Linked DNA regions of Mus musculus: region 1 is linked to region 2. The links are chromatin loops, found by intact Hi-C in ENCODE. Cell type or tissue: left cerebral cortex. All regions are shown on one strand. Each heading gives the region's core, and the rest is flanking DNA. Links, peaks and the distances in the headings are about the cores only.

The links. Hi-C counts contacts between places; a loop is a spot of excess contacts. Peaks named below come from ENCODE experiments on the same cell type or tissue, not always from the same donor. Only the 100,000 strongest peaks of a DNase experiment are listed, where the experiment ranks them.
Region 1: it touches region 2 in a loop (3-fold over the local background); 10 of 42 quality-filtered maps call a loop at or near these places.

What each region holds. Positions count from the first base shown.
Region 1 is chr17:50,407,968-50,412,967 of GRCm38, reverse strand. No RefSeq gene overlaps it. Among named protein-coding and RNA genes, the nearest start is that of Gm31015, 14 kb to the left of the region's middle. In left cerebral cortex, for the core only: no CTCF peak of the experiment used is centred there; DNase peaks (open chromatin) are centred at 2,500, 2,885, 4,218, 4,635 and 1 more place; H3K27ac peaks cover 1,616 bases.
Region 2 is chr17:50,624,826-50,633,089 of GRCm38, reverse strand. All of the region lies in intron 3 of Plcl2 (phospholipase C-like 2), which reads right to left. Among named protein-coding and RNA genes, the nearest start is that of Plcl2, 120 kb to the right of the region's middle. In left cerebral cortex, for the core only: a CTCF peak has its summit at 4,155; DNase peaks (open chromatin) are centred at 3,135 and 4,153; H3K27ac peaks cover 222 bases.

The sequences.
Region 1 (5,000 bases), core at 1-5,000, 220 kb after region 2:
CTCTGCACTAAAGCAACTAAAATGCAAATGAATTTGAAAGGAGAGTGCCTGAACTGAGAATCCCACTGAAGGTAAAACAACTGCCCTCAGAATGTTTTCTCAGACACAGCACCAAGGGCGCATAGAAGCTGCTTCGGTTCTGGACCAATGGACCTCATCTCAAGCTGCCAATGGAATTTAGCAATGCAACACACATAGCGCTGGTTTTGCAAGCATGCAAGAGACAAATGTTTAAGGAAGTCAAGGAGGCTTGAGCTGAGGTTCTAGAAATCCACTGAGTCAAGCAGCATCTGTCAAGGCCAAGCTGCCAAGTTGCCATGGAGATGTCCGAGATTGACAATCCTGGAGTCATAAGACATTGGCAAAGGAAAGGTTGGGACCACCCTCAGAGATTGGTTCTGTGTGCTGCATGTGGAAGAGCTGGAGGAATACTGCTGCTGAGGATGGTGGAGGCTGGGTGATTCCATCATGAGGCTAGATATGAAGCTGCGGGGTTTGGCGTCTGCTTTGCTGGGCTTTGGTCTCAATTTGGTTCAATCTGTGGCCCATTCCTCCCTTTTAGAATGGGAGCATTTACTCTGTGCCGCTGTATATTAGAAGTGCATCACTTTTATTTGTAAACAGTAGCTCATAGCTAAGAAATTGTTTCCGGAGACACCATACACTTACATTTCTGAGCAAGAAATGGAAGTTGGAAATGATAAGGACTTACAGAAATGGGCTAAACAGGAATAGCAGGATGGCTTGCCTGAGATGGGCACTTGCCGCCACGCCTGACAATCATGGGTTTGATTCCTGAGGCCCACATCATTGAAGAAGAAAGCTAACTGCCACAAGTTATCCTCTGACCTCTGTGTGCATGCTTGGTGCCCACACACTGAATAAATATATGAACAACTTGGGAGGCAGAGGCAGGTGGATTTCTGAGGTCGAGGCCAGCCTGGTCTACAGAGTGAGTTCCAGGACAGCCAGGGCGAGACAGAGAAACCCTGTCTCAAAAAACACAACAACAACAAAAAACCAAACCAAAACATATGAACAAGCAAATTGTTAGAAATGAGAAGGGTGGCTAAATGCATTCTCCATTATGTGATGAAGCTTCATGGCTTCAGGGCCAAGAATAAAATGCTATGCTTTGAAGAGAAGTGTCTTAGTGTAATGGTGACAGGAAGCAGACTTGTGATGGCTATTCTAGATCGTCAGTTTCACAGAACGCAGAAGCACGTGAAGATATATGTGGCATGATCTTACTGATGAAAAAGCCTGCCCTGCGCATGGATGCCATCATTCTATGGGCTGGGGCATCAGGCTGAATAAAAAAGAGAGGGTGGAACTCTGGCATTCACCTCTCTCTGATTCGAGACTGTGGACACAATATGACCAGCTGCTTCATGTTCTGACTGCCATGACTTCCCCAAAGGTGGCCTGTCCTCTCAAACCCTGAAGCAGAATAAATGCTCCTGTCCTTAAGTTGCCTTTCTCAAGTGTTTCGTCACAGCGAGGAGCAAAGTAATGAATACACAGTTTCATAATTAGTTGAAAGGCAATTATGGATTATATAATTAGCTGTAAGACTCTTCTTCTTACTCGTCCAGAAATGCCCCCCATGCGTTTTGATCTGCTTCCAGATACATTCTAGAACCAGCCTCTAATTGTGTGAAAACTCCTGCTGATGTTTTCCTTGAAAGGGTCTCGTTATATAGGTCAACTTGGGAGACTTTATTACCCCACCTCCCTTGCACACACAAACACTGAGTACCTACACCATTCTGTATCCAGGTATGAGTGAAGACAGCAAGTAAAATACTCAACTTACACCCATTTTCAGCTTCCTGTCTTTCTCTCAGGTTTCTGCTTGTCGTCCTTGAGACTCTGAGTCAATTCCAGAGTCAGCTTTCTCCTCCTTTTTTTTTTAAAAAATGAGTCTTCATTTTATTGTATGTGGATGAATACTTTGCCTGCACATGTGTACCTGCACTACATGTATGCCTCGTGCCTGAAGAGCTCAGAAGAGGGCATTGCACCCCCTTGAACTAAAGTTACAGATGGTTGCATAGCAACATGTGAGTGCTGGCAATGGAACCCTGGTCCTCAGCAAGAGCAGCAAGTGCTTTTAACCACCGAGCCATCTCTCCAGGACCTCCAACTTTATTTTTTAATCTGCTTAAATATACTTACTAATTTTATTTATATCTTTATATATTCCTATAGCAAGTATATATTATTATTGCAATCAAATGAATATATTAGTTTCTTTAATCCTTTGGCATTAGCTTCAGGATCACTATTCCATGTGTCTACCTCCTTCTTTAGCAAGTACACATGCACTCAATAGACACTGGAATCAGTTACATGCCTGGCCTGAGGCACCCCATCCTCAGACTCTTTCTGAATGCAGCACTATGGCAGCCACTCCTAATTCATGGTAATAGAAAAGCCCTTGAAGGAGAGAGTGACAATTCAGTCTCCCTTCTGGATCTGTAGTCTATGAGTAATTCGGAGGCAGTCAGTCCAAGATGCTGGAGGGAACACTGCACGTGGAGCGGTACCCAGTGTGCAAGTCTGTTGCAGCCACTCTCTAACCCAGTATTATGCACATTACACACACACACACACACACACACACACACACACACACTGCACATACTATACACACTGTACATACATACACACTACACACACTGTATATACTACACACACATACACACAAACTACACACACACACACCACACATATACAAACATACCACATAAACCCACACAACACACATATCCATACTACAAACACACACACACACACACACACACACACACACACACACACACGCTCCCCCTTCCATACTCTCTTGCGATAAGTACTTCCCTCATCTTTAAGCTTCTTTCGTGAAATGAGGAAGCTGGCCAAAGTGTGGTCTGAAGTCCTTACATGTTGTAGCACTGATGTGATTCTAAATTCCACATTCCCTACACTAGCGTGGCTAATCTTAATTTCAATCTGTCTGGCTTGAGAAATGCCCGGCGAGTTAGTAATGAACAAGTAAGTCGGCCTTTGAGGGTATTTCCAGGAACGATGAGATACATCTGAGGGACTCTGACCTACTCAGCGGCTTGGCCCCTTGAGAGAACTTGGTAACTGTCTTTGGACACTGTGTCTTGCCTTAGCCTCTCCTGGATCCCTTTTTTCCTCCTTCCTGGTGACCATTGATTGAACTTCTAGTCATTGCCTCTCACTGTGGACAGACGTCTCTGAAACTATAAGCACCTAAACAAATTACTCTCTTTATTTCTGTCTGGTATTTGGTCACAGCAAAGAGAAACTGGATGTGGTGGTGCCTGCCTTTGATCCCAGCACTTGAGAGGAGGCAGAAGCAGGTAGATCTCTGTGAGTTCAAGGACAGTCTGGTTTACATAGAGAGTCCCACTTGTGTGCCAGGGCTACACAACTGAGAAAATACGATAACGCCATATCTCTAAGGCTTCCTACATAGCCAGCATGGCGATTGCTAGCATTTGGCTGGGCTTGATGTTCATATATCTGGTGGTGTTGAGGCAGAGACTTACTTGTCTGAGGATGTGTGGTTAAGCACACAGAGGGGAACCCCAATCCAAAGCTTACTACAGTGAAAGCTGTCTGTGTTCTGCTCACACCCCTGTTTGGTTCAGATACAGCTGAGTGTGTGTGTGCTGAAATTTGGTCCCCACTGTGGCAGAGGTGAGATGGGAGCTGGTGAGGTAGCTCTCTTACCCGCAGAAGGCCCTCATCTCATGGACATAGTCTTGCTAGAATGAATTCTTCTAGTGTAAGGCCAGTCCATGTGCTTGGCCGTCTCTTTAGGCCGTGATTTCCTTTTCTGTTTCTCTCTCACATTGTTATGTAGCAGTGGGGGTCGGGGTGAGAGGAACAACTTGTCACAGGCCAAACAGACTGGACCACCTGATCTTGGGATTCAGCCTCTAAGAGTGAACTAGACAAACCTCTTTACTGAGCACCCCGTGTTGGGTATCATTATAGTGATACAAAGCAGACTAACATACTACTCAGCATCCTCTGGCCTCAGTAAGCATCAGCCGTTCTCCCCTGGAGGGCTTTCTCTTGTCCTGGAAGATCCAAAACTAGAAGGAAGCCAGTGTCCCTGGCAGCGGCTCCCATCTGGTGACAGATGGGCATGAGCGTTGGAGGAGACAAGCTAGCTCCCTCACTCTTGCTTGGGGTGACTCGGAGGTGTGAGTTTCCCATTCCTGTCTTGTTTCTTCTCTTCCCCCATTGTCACTTCCAGAGACACCCCCACCACTGCCCACATCACTACAGGATTTCGTGTCCTCACATTCTCGCCTTGGGATTATTTCCCTGGATCTTAAACCACCACAGCACGGCTCCGGGCCGTGCTGTCATGAAATTGGACACTTACAAGTATGGTAGAAAACACTAAATGAAATTTTGTTTTAAGGTCCTTCTGATTTTTCTTCTACTTTGTTGTGTATAAGCCTGGTATCTTGTAGTCTATACTTAAGAGGCAAGAGTTAGGGGCTCTGGGGGTGTGCAGAGCTGTGGTGGCTTCAAAGAGACCTATGGACTCTCAGGCCACCTCTGTACACTGCCCGTTAGTGATGGATTGCTAAAGACTGTCTGTTAATACAAAGCTCTGAGATTCCGGCCCCAGGATTTCAGATCTTACAGTCCAGATAATCCAGGCACTCGTTGAGTGGAGTGTGTTACTTTGTAGTAGATAACTAACTGAGTGACAGACAGCAAGTGTATATGTGTGTGTGTGTGTGTGGTGGTGGGGTTACTAAAGGGTCTGCAGCTGGCCGGAAAATGTCCTTAACAGGGAAACTTTTATAAACCTGATTTAGTTTTAAAAATGTCTTTCTCTCTGTCTCTCTATCCCCATCTCTCTCTGTCTCTGTCTGTCTGACTCTGTCTCTCTGTCTCCTTTCCTCCCTTCTTCTCTCCCTCCTTCTCTTCATCCCTCCTCCCTCCCTCTTTCTTCTTTTCTTTTG
Region 2 (8,264 bases), core at 1,473-6,472:
TTGTCACCATACCCAGCTCCTAACATGGCTGGTAATACCTGGACATAATAAAAGTTATAGGGAACTGGGGCATGAACAGATAATTGCTGTGGGGAATGTTTGCAATGGAACTCCATTCATCTTGCTATCCACATTGAGAAGCCAGGGAATTAGCTATCTTTAAAAAGCCTACATCATCAGCAAGAGTTGTGGTCATTAACCTTTTTCAAGACCACTATGATAATATGATTTTAAATAACAAATTGTTTCCAGGCTAACTTGACTGGCTTCTTCATAACACTTCACCTCTACTTCCAGAGTCTTCACAACGAAATTATAGAAAATATAAGGGGAAACCTAAAATAAAACTTTCAGAAGAGCCTAAAGAGTTCCAAGAGCCATTTCAAACAAAAAAACAAAATATACCAGGGGTGCTACTACAAATAGGTTTCTTGGAAGTATAAGAGGTAGGGTAGAATTTAAACAGTGAAAAATATCCTTTGTCTCAATCCATATTAATGGAAAGCAGAGCTCATGGGTGGAAAGGAGAAAAGCAACAGCCTGGATGAAGTGTGGAAATCTACACGGTAGAACTTAGGGTTCATCATAAACTCTTGATCACTTAGTCAGGAAGAGCTGTGATCACTGTAGGCAGGATGTCCTATGATCACTGTAGGCAGGATGTCCTATGATCACTGCAGTTAGGATGTCCTATGATCACTGTAGGCAGGATGTCCTATGATCACTGTAGGCAGGATGTCCTATGATCACTGCAGTTAGGATGTCCTATGATCACTGTAGGCAGGATGTCCTATGATCACTGTAGGCAGGATGTCCTATGATCACTGCAGTTAGGATGTCCTATGATCACTGTAAGCAGGATGTCCTATGATCACTGTAGGCAGGATGTGCCCTGATCACTGCAGTCAGGATGTCCTATGATCACTGTAGGCAGGATGTCCTATGATCACTGTAGGCAGGATGTCCTATGATCACTGCAGTTAGGATGTCCTATGATCACTGCAGTTAGGATGTCCTATGATCACTGCAGTTAGGATGTCCTATGATCACTGTAGGCAGGATGTCCTATGATCACTGTAGGCAGGATGTCCTATGATCACTGTAGGCAGGATGTCCTATGATCACTGTAGGCAGGATGTCCTATGATCACTGTAGGCAGGATGTCCTATGATCACTGTAGGCAGGATGTCCTATGATCACTGTAGGCAGGATGTCCTATGATCACTGTAGGCAGGATGTCCTATGATCACTGCAGTTAGGATGTCCTATGATCACTGTAGGCAGGATGTCCTATGATCACTGTAGGCAGGATGTGCCCTGATCACTGCAGTCAGGATGTCCTATGATCACTGTAGGCAGGATGTCCTATGATCACTATAGGCAGGATGTCCTATGATCACTGCAGTTAGGATGTCCTATGATCACTGCAGTTAGGATGTCCTATGATCACTGCAGTTAGGATGTCCTATGATCACTGCAGTCAGGATGTCCTATGATCACTGTAGGCAGGATGTCCTATGATCACTGTAGGCAGGATGTCCTATGATCACTGTAGGCAGGATGTCCTATGATCACTGCAGTTAGGATGTCCTATGATCACTGTAGGCAGGATGTCCTATGATCACTGTAGGCAGGATGTCCTATGATCACTGCAGTTAGGATGTCCTATGATCACTGTATGCAGGATGTCCTATGATCACTATAGGCAGGATGTCCTATGATCACTGCAGTTAGGATGTCCTATGATCACTGTAGGCAGGATGTCCTATGATCACTGTAGGCAGAATGTGCCCTGATCACTGTAAGCAGGATGTCCTATGATCACTGTAGGCAGGATGTCCTATGATCACTGCAGTTAGGATGTCCTATGATCACTGTAAGCAGGATGTGCCCTGATCACTGAAGGCAGGTTGTGTTGTGATCAAAGTAAACTTTCACAATCACAGATAATCATCAGGGAAGGAGGCAATGAGAGCAATGAGGAAGTCTTGTGAGGATCTCCATCACTAGCTAGAAATTAGGCAAAGCTTAGCTCTGAAATTTGGAAAATTTAAATATTCTCTGCCAATACTGTGGCTACAATTTGTTTGAATTTGTGAAGAAGGAACTTTAAAAGATAAATGGGCCTCCAGGAACCACTGAGAAAGAGGGAGCTCAAAGACTGTAAGAGCCAGAGGTGACAGATAGTTATCAGTAAGCAGTGCTTTCCAGGTACACTCGAGCAGATGAACATATAAATGCACAGTGGTTATGATAGCATGAACAAAATGTGTGCATGCTCAGGCTGGGAAGAAAATCTCAGCATTAGACGGCAAAGCACGAAGCTGGGACTACCTACCTGAGGGGTTATTGCCTGCAATAGCTTTACAAGAGCAAGAGTCAGTTTTCTTTATGGGTCTCCTAGGAGGTTGACATACTCTCCATTGCTGTCCCCATACCCAAGAGTACTTGAGTAAAATAGGAGAGAGGAGGGGGCAGGGGAGGAAGACAAGGGGGGAAGGAAGGAGGGAGGGAGAGGGACTGGGCGACTGGGCATGGATCTGGGGAAGAGTTGGGGTGAACATAATAAAAATATATTATTTGAAATTCTCAAATAATTAATAAAAAATACTAGTTAAAAGATAAATGAGCCTCATGGTAATGCTTCAACTAGAGTCACCAAGTTAACAAGTACAAAGCAAAACCAAATTCTAAACACAGGAGTGGCCAGAAAGAGCAAGGGTATCACGCAATGTTCACTTATGGTGACGTGAGAGTCTCTGGACAGAAGCTGAGTTCATCATCCTGAGAGCTCTGCACTGACATCTGGTAATGCTGGTAATTGTGGAGAATGCAACTGCAATATCAACAGTTCTGTAATAACGCTGCATATGCAGCCCTGGAAATATCACTACATTATATAAAAATGCACAATTAAAAATACAGGGCTTTATAAGGAAAGTGAGGTTAAGGGCACAACACTGAAAAACCTAAAACCACACAAATCAACTAAATACCAACAGATGACAGCAGCACAACAGACCTTGAAAAAGCCCTGAAGCAGAAGTGGGCACTGAAGGCTACAGCTTGTGCCGTGAGCTGCTGTGAGGTACTGCAAGAAGGGCACCTGAAATCTCACAGACCAGTCAGATCACAGTAACACACATGGATGCCTAGAGGTTCAAACAGACTCACGGAACCCAGGGAACTGGCAGGGACTTAACACTCAGTTCACCCGGGAACCGTTTTCTGGTTCACCTAGTGTTACTTACAGACAAAACTGCACATAAGGAAGTGTGAAATTTTAAGTTATTTGCAAAATGTTCTTAAACGTATCAATTGGGAACAAATTTGCATTTTCAAATCAAGTACAATCCCAGCACTCAGTACAGAGGGAGAATACTTCTAAAGATTTTTTTTTCTTGCTTGCTTTAATGAAGTGCAATTTTAATCCATTTTCTGTCATATTCAACCTAAGCTTAGTGGTGGTATCACACAAGCCTGCTTCCATAATGCACTCAGTTGTTCTCACACCTTGCGGGAGATGATGTCCAGTGATAAGTCAATATGCAGTGGATTGGGAGTTGTGAGTAGCCCCTGGTCCCAGCCCAGAAAGCTAAGAATTCTCTACCTTTCCAATCTGCTCTAACCTTTTATATCATCCATGGGTGGTTTTCAGGGACTAGAAGAGACTTTCATGGCACAAAAACCTTCATCCAAGCCACGGCACGTCCCGAACCTCTTATGCACTAGATTGCAGCTTGCACAGCAATAACACTCCATTTTATATGGCTGGAATTCCAAAATATAAAAAGCCTCTCTGACCACAGTAACTATTTCTATCACTTATCACTCTAATGTACACCTAAATTCATTCGCATATTTAGAAATCTCATTTACAGATGAAACTTCAAGACAGTTTCTGAACTGACTCTCATAAACAGAAGGTAACATCAAATGCTTTTAATACACATTATAGCACAGGTTCTTTATACTGAAATAATCAACTGAATTCAGTAAAAGTGTTATAAGAATGAATAGTATCATGCAGTCAGAATTATTTTAAAAGCCAGCCAGGATTCTTGCAAGATTCTTGCCAGTTGCAGTGATAGTTTATGAAAGTGGATAGACTAACTGTTTATATTTGTAATTTTTTTTCTGAGAAGCACTTCCAGAGTTAGCCACTAGAAGTCCTTAGTAATACACATTTGCTAGGCAGGAAGGTGGAGAGAAGGAAGCTGGGATAAGGGGAAGAACATAAAGAGGAAACTTGGAGAAAAATTCATTCCTCAAAGAAAAAAACCAAAGAAAATCTCAAAGAAAATCAGTTGGGCAGGGATGGAGATGTAGACAGCAAACCCCACAAGAGTCCCAACAGTGCAGCTTGGAGATCTAAATTCGAATGCACATGGGCCACGAGCACACCCTGCTATACAGAACAGCCTAAGAGAAACAAAGAAGGGCTCAAAAGATCCAGGGCTTCTAACTGTCCCCAAATAAATAGTTATAAAATCGGTGTACTGAGATATTTATTTCACTATAAACTCCTAGATACATTTTAAATTCCTGAGTTTTAAACTTCAGTTCAGTTTTAACCAAAATATTAAAAATAAAAGTGCTTTTTAAAAAAAATGTTATTTTCAAACAGAATTTCCAAAAATGTAAAGAATTTTAGATTTGATTTTGTACTATCTCTAATTCTGCACAATATTATATTCACAAGGGAAACAAAAATGTTGAAATATGAACATTGAAACAGAACTTATATGCTGAAAAGGAACTCCATGCGATTATAAAGCTAACCCCACCCAAGCTATATAATTTCTACCAGCTCAAGAAGTGTTTCTTGTTGTGATTTTCCATATGGAGAGTACCAGGAAAGCAAATTCATGTACATATAAAATGTACCAATTCTCTTAATAGTCCATTTAACGATCAACCTGTTATGTTCAGGTGATCACTCTGGGGAATTGTATGTGTATTCTCACACATTAAACTAGTGCACTGCGGGAAGTGTCTTACAACGTCCTGACCTTACAGATGAAGGCTCAGAAACACCATCCTTTTGCTGGGCCTTTGGTCATGTCAGCCTCTTACCCTCTGCTTTTCTAAACTAACTATAGCACAGTCCAGGCAGCTTGGAACTTAGGTGCACAGTGCACTCAATATCCTCTAGAGCAGGGACAGCACGAAGGGATGTGGCTAAGTGAAGGGGTGTGGCTAAGTGAAGGGGTGTGGCTAAGTGAAGGGGTGTGGCTAAGTGAAGGGGTGTGGCTAAGTGAAGGGGTGTGGCTAAGTGAAGGGATGGGCAGTCTGGGAGCTGAGAGGAACCTTTGACAGGATCTGTGGGCCGCCATGACAGTCCTGTGGGATACAGTCTTTACTGGTTTCTGCCTTGATATGTAACCCAGGCCGGATCCTTCTGTGTCCTTCAGTCTCTGAGCTTTAAGACAGAGAACTTAGAGGTCATACTTTACTTACAGGATAGTGAGGAGAACGGCTCAAACCTGGCCTGACTCAGTCTACAAAAGGAAAGGTGAACCTGAGCTGCTTAAAGACATTTTTTTTTTCCAGAGAGCAAGTTACTTTTTGAGAGTGACAGGAACTTCACTCTTTCCTGTTTATGGGCCATCTAGAGCACTGAATGCTTGTTTAAAGTTATTGTTACTAAATTAATTACATTTCAAAAACTCCATTTCAATTAAACATAGTAGTACTGTTATCATTGCCTATTTATAGCGCGTCTTGTCTCCGAGGAGAGGAAGGTGATTAAGAAACACCTAATTAGTTATAAGTAACCGAACCAGCCTCACTGTCTTTTCATTTGTTTCTCTCAGGTCTGGAGTAACCACACATAGATGTTAGTTAAGAGAGAAAAGTAACTGGAGACTTCCTCACAATGAGAAGCAAGACTTGCAGCACAGTGTCTCACCCACGGTATCCCTGGTGCTGACAGAAGACCGCATGCAAAGGGCTGGTGCACAGCCCTTACACATAAACCCAGACACGGCTCCTGATGCTGACTGCTCAGCGCAAGTGTGGCAGCATCTTCCCCTTTGTGACAGAGCCCACAGCCCACCCAGGTGCTGGGGAGGCCAACCTTCTGTTCTAAACTCTGACCTTTACTCTGCTGCTCAGGGGTCCTCATCTCTATGCTCCAAGTACTGAAGAACGGCTGCTACTCAGGAGCTTAGGGTGATGCTAAAATGTACACAAGCATTGTAAATACACGTTGTAAGGCTTCAAGGGGTACAGAAAATTTTGAAAATTAAGAATGCCAATGAAAATGAGTAATATTTATCGAGTATTTACTATGTCTGGGCTCTTGCAGTTCTAGGAGAGGTGATTTCAAGACCATTTCGTAGATAATGAAATGGCAGAAGGAATCAAAGACATTCTTTGTCAGCACCACACCAGCAAATAACGCAAGATCCAACCACCTCTTTCCTTTCTTTATCCTTCTGTTTCTAGTCATACGTTGTATCCTTATATAAAAATATGTGTTACAATATGTGTGTGTTCACATCATCTATGTGTATAATATGTCAAACACCTACCTAGGTGGTTTGTGAACTCAGTACTGTACCTTACTAAGAGTCATCCTTTGCAAAAATACCTCCAAGGAGCCAGCTCACAATGGCAGGGGAAAAAAAGGACAACACTTTCCTCCCAAGGTAGGGGTGGGGCTGCCAGGTATTAGGAAATGGGTCAAGACTCCATTCTCCAGAAACACAGGAGTGCAGTGTGGAGTCTCACTGGGGCCTGCTGGGGGGATGGAGGTGCTACAGCTAGGGAAAGATGTTTGTTTTTGTTTTTGTTTTTAACAACTTTGCTAGTATATCTAGCCAAAGCCCATGCACACTTAAACTCTCTCTCCTCTACTCTACCCAGTCCACATGCTACAACCACTGCACACCACAACACTGACTACGAATTAGCTCATGGAATTTTCAGGGCAGCATCACTAAGCCTGGACACAGGTTAATGGACCCAGGGGTGGAAGGTCCACAGGTGTTTGTGCCTAGCTTCACCTCATAAATTCTCTGATCAACCCTCCTGATTTTGACCCCACCCTCCTGACTAGCACCTGGGGCTGAGATTCACCTCAGATGTCTTTGTGGTTCTGGTGAGACCACCTCATACCCCTCAGTGATTAGGGAGTCTACGTCTATTAAGATAGGAAGCATGTCTACTCACCATCAGAAAGGCATGTCACAGAATAAAAGGACATATTATCCCCCTTGACATAATCAGGAGCAGGGGTGGGATCCACATCGGCCCTGTGTGGGTAGGTGGGGCCTAGAACAGTTTTTCCATTGCCTAGGAGGGAATGGGTTTTCCAGGACTGGTCTCTGGCTCTAGCGCTCTCCATAAGTCTCTCCTTTGCTAGACAGCTTGCAGAGTGCGGTCAGTCAAGCTTAGACTTAGTACTCTGAGAAGAGCCCTCTTCCCTTCCTAAAGGGGGGTGAAAGGAAATGAGGTTTTTGGCCCTAGCAACTCAATCAATTCCCTTTTCTCTACCACTTCACCCCAAGAAATTCATGGTTTGGCTTTAAAAAGAGAGCATGACTTAAATTCGATTATTTGATCAGTTCATTAACTGCAACTAGAGATACCACTAAATATGTGTGAATCTACACATATTTTGGTTAAGTTTTTTTGGGCTTTTACACAAGGGACTCCTTGACAATCACTATTTTCTTGTCTCACCTATCATAAAAACAAACAAACAAACAAACAAAAAGACAAAAAACTCAAAGCACAAGTTAGTCCCCATTGTCTCTTCTGATCCATACCTCTAAGAGTCTTTGATTTCTCCAGGCAAGAAAGACTCAGCAAATGAAAACACTGTTCTCTTACTAGGTCTGCAATTAAATTATGATCTCATGGACCAAAATATCAAAATGCATTGAGTACATTAAATGAGAGAGACTTAAAATGGTAACTTAGGCTGGCAAAGGGAGCTCAGAAGGCACACTATGCAGATTTTTCAGAGCCTCTTGGCTATGCTGACATACTGTAGAGGCAGAGTCAGGACTGCAGGCCTTGGCTTAGGAGTGACTCCTGCCAGAGACACTTGAAACTCCCACAGTAGGAAAACATAACTGGTAAGGTTTAATGGTTGTGGTTACATATTCTGAAATATAACATCTACAAACTTCCACATTATAAATTCTTTTCAAATGTCTAAGCCACTCTAAAACCGGTTTTCCAATATCTCCTCTAAAATTTATGACATTCAACTAAAATTATTTCAGATAATTTAGATTTGGTATGCCATGGGG